Regions from separate parts of the Homo sapiens genome. Here region 1 is linked to region 2. A link is a contact called in ENCODE Hi-C data. All regions are on one chromosome and are shown on one strand. Each heading gives the region's core, a stretch centred on a gene start or an enhancer-like site at or near the end of the contact. The rest is flanking DNA. Distances are from core to core; before and after follow the strand shown. Region 1 holds the start of TPMT (thiopurine S-methyltransferase). Region 2 holds the start of GCNT2 (glucosaminyl (N-acetyl) transferase 2 (I blood group)).

The links. A loop is a pair of places that touch in the nucleus more often than their neighbours do. Pooled maps may share reads with other maps.
Region 1: a loop to region 2 is called in a pooled map, with 4 times the contacts of the local background. The contact joins the promoter of TPMT here to the promoter of GCNT2 in region 2. A Hi-C loop is called at or near these places in 2 of 168 maps with a recorded cell type or tissue (B cell and OCI-LY7), 1 of 37 single-sample maps with no recorded cell type and 3 of 50 pooled maps.

The regions. Positions count from the first base shown.
Region 1 is chr6:18,152,394-18,156,409 of GRCh38, reverse strand. It overlaps TPMT (thiopurine S-methyltransferase), which reads left to right and starts at 1,333. Exons shown (of 9, transcript NM_000367.5): 1 at 1,333-1,377. It overlaps KDM1B (lysine demethylase 1B), which reads right to left and starts at 988. Exons shown (of 22, transcript NM_001364614.2): 1 at 839-988; 2 at 484-527. RefSeq lists an enhancer at 48-287 and a silencer at 728-1,287.
Region 2 is chr6:10,519,873-10,524,202 of GRCh38, reverse strand. It overlaps GCNT2 (glucosaminyl (N-acetyl) transferase 2 (I blood group)), which reads right to left and starts at 2,852. Exons shown (of 5, transcript NM_145649.5): 1 at 2,786-2,852. LOC101928146 (a long non-coding RNA gene) reads left to right here and starts at 2,797. Exons shown (of 3, transcript XR_001743961.2): 1 at 2,797-2,855. RefSeq lists enhancers at 2,506-2,565, 4,286-4,330.

The DNA of each region.
Region 1 (4,016 bases), core at 84-2,583, 7.6 Mb before region 2:
CTGGAGTGGACTGGGGAGTCCTGCAGGCTTACCCAAGGGAAGACTGGACTTCTATGTGGCTGGTTTCCACATCACTGAACCCCAACTTTCTACAGCTGGGTCGGCCTCTTCCTTCCTCTTTCACCTGTCAGCTGCCCGGCCGTTGACTAACAGCTACCCTAATCGGGCCACCCCTCCTCCAGGTCTCCAATCCCAGAGGAGTTACCCCAGCAACCTGGCAATGCTCATCAAGTCTCAACGCGTGGTGGCTGTGCCAGAGAATTACTACAACACCTGCAAGGCTGTGCGGGCTCCTGGCCGCACCCTATCGGCCGGGAAGAACAAGCGAGGGAGTTCCTACTCCAGGACCGTGGGGTTCTCCCGCGGCTCTGACAGTCCCCAGGAGGGAGCCCCAAACTCCCGGTGCCAGCTGCAGCCGCCTCGCTTTCCGAGAAGCTTTCGGAAGCTTTTCGAAGTCGGAGAAGCAACTGCCCCGGGGCTCACCTTTGCGCTGAAGAGGTGCCGGGAGTCTCGGGGAAAAGGCACCGCTGTACAGAAAGGAAACATTGTAGGGGGGTTAGCCGACCGGCAACATCGCGACGAACCCGGCGACCCCACGCCCCAACACCCTAGCCCGGGAATTCCCCCTTCTTCAGACAGATACCCACCCCGCACCCTCTTTTAATCCGGGGCAGGAGGTATCCGTCCCTGGGGCACCCGCCCACCTCCCACCACGGCGAGGGGCGCTGCACAGGGGGAAAGGGAGGGCTTGCACCCCAACCAAGCTGCTTTGTGCAACGCTGTCACCCGAAATCCGCCACGGCCCCCACGCACGCCCCCGGAGTGGGGAGCCTCCCACCTCTGAGCGCCAGCGAGGCGGTGCGCGCCGCCCTGGACTGCGGGCGCCTCTCCGGAGCCGCGCGCCGCGCGCACAGGACGGCTGCAGCCGCGCCGCGAGCCCCAGCCTCTTCTCGGCCGCCGCCGCCGCCGCCGCTTCCGCCCCTGTCACGGCGTGACCCGGGGTGGGAGGAGCCGACAGGACTAGGGATGGGTAGGGTCCCCGCCTTCGCTTTAGCCGCAGCGCTCGCTCCGCCCTGCCCATTTCCGCCGCTGCGCAAACCCCGGCGCTTGGGGAAGTGGGTGGAGTCTGTGCAACGAGGTACGGGGCGGGAGTGGAGACGGGGCGCCGGGAGAGGGGGCGGGAACTGAGGCGGGGCGCGGGAAAGAGGCGGGGCGCGGGAAAGAGGCGGGGCGCGGGCGGAGGCGGGGCGCGGGCGGAGGCGGGGCGCGGGCGGAGGCGGGGCGCGGAGAAGTGGCGGAGGTGGAAGCGGAGGCGTACCCGCCCCTGGGGACGTCATTGGTGGCGGAGGCAATGGCCGGCAACCAGCTGTAAGCGAGGTAGGCTCACTCGGGCGCGGAGGGTGCGGGTGAGAAAGGGAACGATTTGCTAGGAGTGTATGCGCCCGTGCTAGGGCTCCCAGGAATTCTTACAAGCGTAGACAGCCTAGCAATCAGCCCTGTGAAGTGGGGTTCAGGGCAGAAGCGGAAACTGGGAATAACGAGGTCGGACAGTAAATGACCTGAATCCAATGTCCAGGATTTAAAGTGCTTCCAAAGCACTGGTGTGTTTTAATTATTTTTTTTTCTTTTTTCTTTTAGAGACAGGGTCTCCCTCTGTCGCCCATGCTAGCGTGCAGTGGCACAATCATAGCTCACTGTAACCTGGAACTCCTGGGCTCAAGTGATCTTCCCGCCCCAGCCTCCTCGGTAACTGGGACTACAGGCTCGCTGCACCACGCTTGGCTAATTTTTCAAATTTTTTTTTATAGAAACGGACTCTCGGTTTTTTCCCCAGCCTGGTGTATTAGTGATTTTTGGGAAAAAATAAGTACTGCCAAATAGTGAGTGATCCCTGGTGATGTGGGAAACTGGGGTGCTGTAAATATTCTGTCTTGCTCTGCGGTGGTTACACAGGTGTATGTATATGTAAAAAATTCACCGAGTCATACTCTTTTAAGATGTGTGCACCTTAGGAAAGTTTCTTCTCAATTTTATGAAATTTAAAAACAAAACTATAGCAGAAGCTTTTGAAAAGGTGAGAATGGAGACTAGAACAACTTGAGGACTTTGTTTGTGGGCAGAAATTTTTGTGAAATTTCCCTTCCTTAATTCTTGTAATGTGCACTTTTTTTGTATTATAGAAATAAACTTTATTTCTCTAGAAATGATGTATACAAGTGGAGTCCATGCTGAGAAACTGTTAGAACAGCTAAGACGTTGAGCCCAGGAGTTTGAGACCAGCCTGGGTAACATAGCAAGACCCTGTCTCTACAAAATATTTAAAAATTAGCCAGGCATGGTGGTGCACCCTTATAGTCCCAGGTACTCAGGAGGTTGAAGTGAGAGGATCGCTTGAGCCCCAGTGTTGGAGACGGAAGTGTCATTACACCACTGCACTCCAGCCTGGGGGATAGAGAGAGACCCTGTCTCAAAAACAAACAACTAAGACATGATTAAGTTATGTGCATGATTTTGTTAGACAGTTCAAGTTTGTGTGAAAGGAATAGAGTTGTGCTACTCCAGGCTGCTGTGGAACTCTGATAAAGATTATGCTTCTCTTTTAAGTAGAGAACTGCTTTATGAAGCCTTGAATTTAGGTTCCAGAGTTTCTGAATGAAAATGAGAAAACTGCAACATTCTTTTGCTTTTCTGTACCCAATATAAATCAGATACTTTCTACTGACCTCTCAGAAAACTCAGAGTCACCTCCTGATACCATCAGGGTCTTGCAGAAGCCATTTGTCAACAAATATTTGCTAAGAAGTGAATTCATGTTCCCAGGTAATGAGAGAAATGCCTCCTCCCTATATCCTAAGCATACTGAGGCCAAATTTGGCAACAAAAGGGGAAATTTGCCTGAAATACATGCTTTTATGCAATGTTTGCTATTTCACAGATTAATCATTAAATTAGAACCACCAATAATAGCATGCTAGTATAATCCAAACTAGTTTCACTAATGATTTAAAGGGAATGTTAGAATAATGGTGTTATATTGTCCTTAATATTGCAGAGTTGACATTGAAAGGAAAGGCATTTTCCTCATACATTCAGATGGATCTGCAGTTATGGTCTGTCAGCTGAAGAATGAGAAGTTCATAATTTAGAAAGGAGAACTCTTTCTCATGAATGGTTTCAGACTGTAGAGCAGCCATTCTGACTGGCTGAGAAGTGTAGCCGCAGGCCAGAAGCCAGAAACTGACACTTCCAGGGAGGGGCAAAGGGAACAGGAATTTATGCTGAGGAAGGTGGCCAAATATACATATTCAGTAAGCTGTAGGATGACTCATGAATATTTATGAAAGGAGGAAAGTACCCATGAGTAATTGAGCTTCATGGGTACCATGCACAAAAAATGGCGGTGTTACCACAATCACAGGATGGAGTTTTTGGCCCTCTTATATCAAAAGGTGAAGCAGAGGACAGAAAAACCCTTACTGTGCATTCTCAGTAGACTGGCCAGAACCATTCTGTGGTCTGTGATCTCTTATCAGGCACAAAAGGAGGGGCAGCATCAGGGGGTTGGTTGATATCAGTGGTAGAATCTTTTGAAAGGGCTGGTTTCCCTTAAGTCCTTATAGAACAAAGCCTAATTGTGGTTAGCAAGAGAGGAGGTATAGAGTTGTATCTGACGCTCTATCTACTCTTGGCCCAGAACTCAGTTTTCAAGGTTACTCTGGGGTCCCGTTAGCCAAGAAAGTGTGTAGTGAGCCAAGATCGCACCACTGCACTCCAGCCTGGGCAACAAGAGCGAAACTCCATCTCAAAAAAAAAAAAAAGAAAGAAAGAAAAGGAAAGAAAGTGTGCCTTCAGTCAGTTGAGAGGCTTTGAATTTTATTGTTAGTTTACATTGTACATGTCTTTTTTCAGTTTCCTTAGTGTGCATTTCCCATGCAAAAAAAGAAGCTGTAGAAAATTATTTGAAAATACAAATGTGTGGAGTAGAGATAGGATATTGAACTATGGTTCAGTATCTA
Region 2 (4,330 bases), core at 1,603-4,102:
CAGGCTTGGAGCCGTTGAATAAGTCATTTGATTTATAATCACAGCTTCCTCTTGGAGTGAATTTGAGAAAACAACACCCGTTTGTTGAAAAACAAACCAAGATCCAGCATGGATCTCGCAGGCTGTAAGGGGCTCTGCTGTTACTTAGAGCCTCCAACTCCCAACTGTGGCTTCCTTCCTAGCCAGATCACCACACCTCTTAGTCTTGGTTTTTTTTTTTTTTTTTTTTTGAGACAGAGTCTCGCTCTGTCACCCAGGCTGGAGTGCAGTGGCGCGATCTCGGCTCACTGCAAGCTCCGCCTCCCGGGTTCAGGCCATTCTCCTGCCTCAGCCTCCCGAGTAGCTGGGACTACAGGCGCCCACCACCAAGCCCGGCTAATTTTTTTGTATTTTTAATAGAGACGGGGTTTCACCGTGTTAGCCAGGATGGTCTCGATCTCCTGACCTCGTGATCCGCCCACCCCGGCCTCCCAAAGTGCTGGGATTACAGGCATGAGCCACAGCGCCCGGCCTTGGTTTTTCAAGTCTAGAGTCAAGACAACAGCAATCTCCAGGCCATGCTGGGAGGATTCTGGAGGTAGGGCACCTAACGTGCTCAGCTCAGGGCTTCTAGAGAAGTCAGAGCTAATTCCAGACCTGGATGGAAAGCTGTGGGGAAGAAGAGGCTACGAGGGGGAAATGAAGTGGGTTGTGATCGTTTAACAAAAAATAGCTGGGAAAAAAAGTAATAGGAAACTATAAGAGAAAGCTGGTCTTTTTTTTTTTTTTTTTCTTTTGAGACGGAGTTTCGCTCTTGTTGCCCCGTCTGCAGTGTAATGACGCCATCCCGGCTCACTGAAGCCTCTGCCTCCCGGGTTTAAGCAATTCTCCTGCCTCAGCCTCCCGAGCAGCTGGGGTTACAGGCATGTGCCACCACACCCGGCTAATTTTTGTATTTTCTTTTTAGTAGAGATGGGGTTTCACCATGCTGGTAGGCTGGTCTCGAACTCCTGATCTCAGGTGATCCGCCTGACTCGGCCTCCCAAAGTGCTGGGATTACAGTCATGAGCCACACCGCGCCTGGCTGAAAGCTGGTCTTTTCAAGCTCAGTCAAATAACTTTGAGGCAATGCAAGACTGAGCAAAGTTAAATAGCAGCTCAGTTACTAGGCGGAGTCGAGGCCTTAAAGGCACTTTCCGCCTGCGTTTGCACATGAAAAGATATCTGACAACTCCAGGCTTTCCAAGCCAGGGTCTCCGGGAGAAGCCAGAGCTGGAGAACCTCATTCGTTTTAAGTCTAATTTTACTGTTGCAGAAAGTTACCCTGGAGTTGAGGATTGAGTGTATTCTATAAATGGGATATTATGAGAAGCTAGAACAGCAGCCCAATCTCCGTGCCCGAGGCTTTGTTTGTTGTTTTCACCTTTCTGGATGGAGTTTTGCTCTTACCCTCCCGACCTCTATCGCTCAGAAAGTCCTTGATAGGATTTTGAAGTTACAGGAACCAAAAATTACTGCCATAGGTAGAATACTTCCACAAGGGAGACCTCAAGCTTCTGATCACTAAGAATAATTACATGAAAGAATATAGCCTCCCTTCTTCCGATAATTGCAATATGCTGTTCAATCAGAACAGAGTGCAAAGAAACAGATCCTTTACGCTGTAGGGTCCCCAGGGCCTGGGATTACAGTCTCCCTATTTCTTCTGGAAAACCACAGCCTACAGGTAACTACCCTCTATTTGGCCAATCTACTACCAGGTGCAGAAAGACTATTTACAAGTGACGACTCTCAAAGGCCTACATTTAAAAATAAGGAAAACAGAAAAGTAGCTTTGAGTTTGGCAAAACCTGAATTTACTTAGTAGACCTGTCTTTAATATCAGAAGATGGGTTTTCATAGAATGGCAATATGGATCTACTACTTTTCTACATGGCCCAGAGCTTCATTTTCAATTTTACCTATTATCAAATGAGGTTCATACCTCACAGGAATGTTCATACCTCACAGCAACTAATTAAATAAAATACATTTCAGGCTGTGGACGGTGGCTCACGCCTGTAATCCCAGCACTTCAGGAGGCTGAGGCAGGTGGATCACATGGAGTCAGGAGTTTGAGACCAGCCTGGCCAACATGATGAAACCCCATCTCTACTAAAGATACAAAAATTAGCCGGGCTTGGTTGTGCATGCCTGTAGTCCCAGCTACTCAGGAGGCTGAGGCAGGACCCAGGAGGTGGGGGTTGCAGTAAGCTGAGATCGCACCACCGTACTCTCGCCTGGGTGACAGAGTGAGACTATGTCTGGAAAAAAAAAAAAAAATTTAAATGCCAGACAGTACCAAGTACCTTATCAAATTCTGGAAACATTTTCCCTTGCCTGAAGGAACTGAGAAACATAAACCATTAAGTCTGAAGTGAACGTTGTTCTTTCCTACAAAGTTAAAAGTTGTAACTGAGATACAGAAGGATACTAATGATTTAGAGACAGATGGAAAACCCTCGTGCCCAGTAGGCCCATCATGTAATGAAACAACATACAAACATGCTATTCTTTGAAAAAAAAAAAACCTTTGAAAACAGAAATCTCATGACCAAATGACTCATTCAACATTTTTTGGTGTACTTACTTTATGCCCGGCACTGTGCTAGGTTCTGGAAATATAAAACATCCACGCAGCCCATTTGAGTACCAGCCTATTGGACCTTAAACTGCTGTCAGCGATTTAACAGAGGTAACACGAGAAGACCAGCTCCCCGCAGTTTCCTCCCTCCACCAGTTTCCCAGCACGCTGACCTCCACCTACCTCTCTCAGTTCCCAGGAGGGTAAGATTGCCCAGAGGCGTCCAGCAGTGAACACAGTAAGCCTGTTTAAGGTAAACGCAGTTTAACCCTAGCGTTTTAAGTGGAATAACAGAGGCTGGAATGTGAAAGTGGGAAGGTCTGTTTGCTTTCAGTCCCACCCCCAAGGCCTGCCCTAAGAGTCTGAGACAGGAGAACACACGTCTACAGAGAGCCTGCCTAGAGTCTGGATTTTTTAAGCTGCTGGATACCAGGTGCTACCTGACACCAGCTCATCCCCTGCCTCTAGAGTCCTGGAGGGCTTTGAGTTGATCACTTTCCACTCCAGGAATGTTATAAGAAACCGCTCAGAAAGGTAACTGCCCTGGGTGTAACTGGGTTTTTCATGAGGACACTCCAAGATAGACCTCAGGATAATTATTTGGGTGTTTTCCTAAGACTACCCTCCATTTTGCCCCCTTAGAGGCTGCTTTTTCAAGAGGGGAAGTTTTGGATTCCCTCACAGACCCCTCGTGTTTAAGGTTCCACTCTTATGTTTAGTTATTGGTAGGAAATCTTATAGTCTCTGCCCCAGGGTAACCTCTAACAGATTTAGATATGTGTTCTGCTCAAATGCTACCCACACTGGGGAAGGGGAATCCTAAGGTGGCAGCAGAATTTAGTAGAAAATGCCCTGGGCATTTTCAGAAGGCAAGTTCTCTCCTCTCTAATGCAAGCTGTATATCTTGAGCAAGTCACTTCCTCTCTCTGAACCTCTGGCTTTTCCTAGGCCAGGCAAACGGGCTCTTTACATACCCTTTCAGGAATGAACTGATTCCTGTCCCAGGAAACAAGCTAGTCATACCGTGCATTTAGCCATATCCCTCTCTTCTGCCAAACACTTTGCAGTCAGAAGCAGCTTATAAAATTCAGTGGGGATAAAGCAGGGTATGGTGGTGTGCACCTGCAGTTTCAGCTACTAGGGAGGCTGAGGCGGGAGGGTTGTTTGAGCCCAGGAATTCTGAGACCAGCCTGGGCAACATAGTGAGACATCAACTTAAAAAAAAAAAAAAAAAAAGAAAAAATCCAACTGAGTTAAAAAAAATTTTTTTCCAGTCATAAAGCCAGGATAAACTGAAGAAATAGCAAATCAACTTTTTTTTTTTTTTTTTTTTTTTGTGACAGAGCCTTGCTCTGTCACCCAGTGCAGTGTCACAATCTCAGCTCACTGCACCCTCTGCCTCCCAGGTTCAAGCAATTCTCCTGCCTCAGCCTCCTGAGTAGCTGGGACTACAGGCATCCACCACTATGCCCGGGTAATTTTTGTATTTTTAGTACAGAAAGGGTTTCACCATGTTGACCAGGATGATCTTGAACTCCTGGACTCAAGTGATCCACCCCTCTTGGCCTCCCAAAGTGCTAGGATTACAGGCGTGAGCCACCACACCCGGCCCAAATCAATGATTATTTTTCTTTTCTTTTTCGTTTTTTTTTTTTTTGAGACCGAGTTTTGCTCTTGTTGCCCAGGCTGGAGGGCAATGGCACGATCTTGGCTAACCGCAGTCTCTGC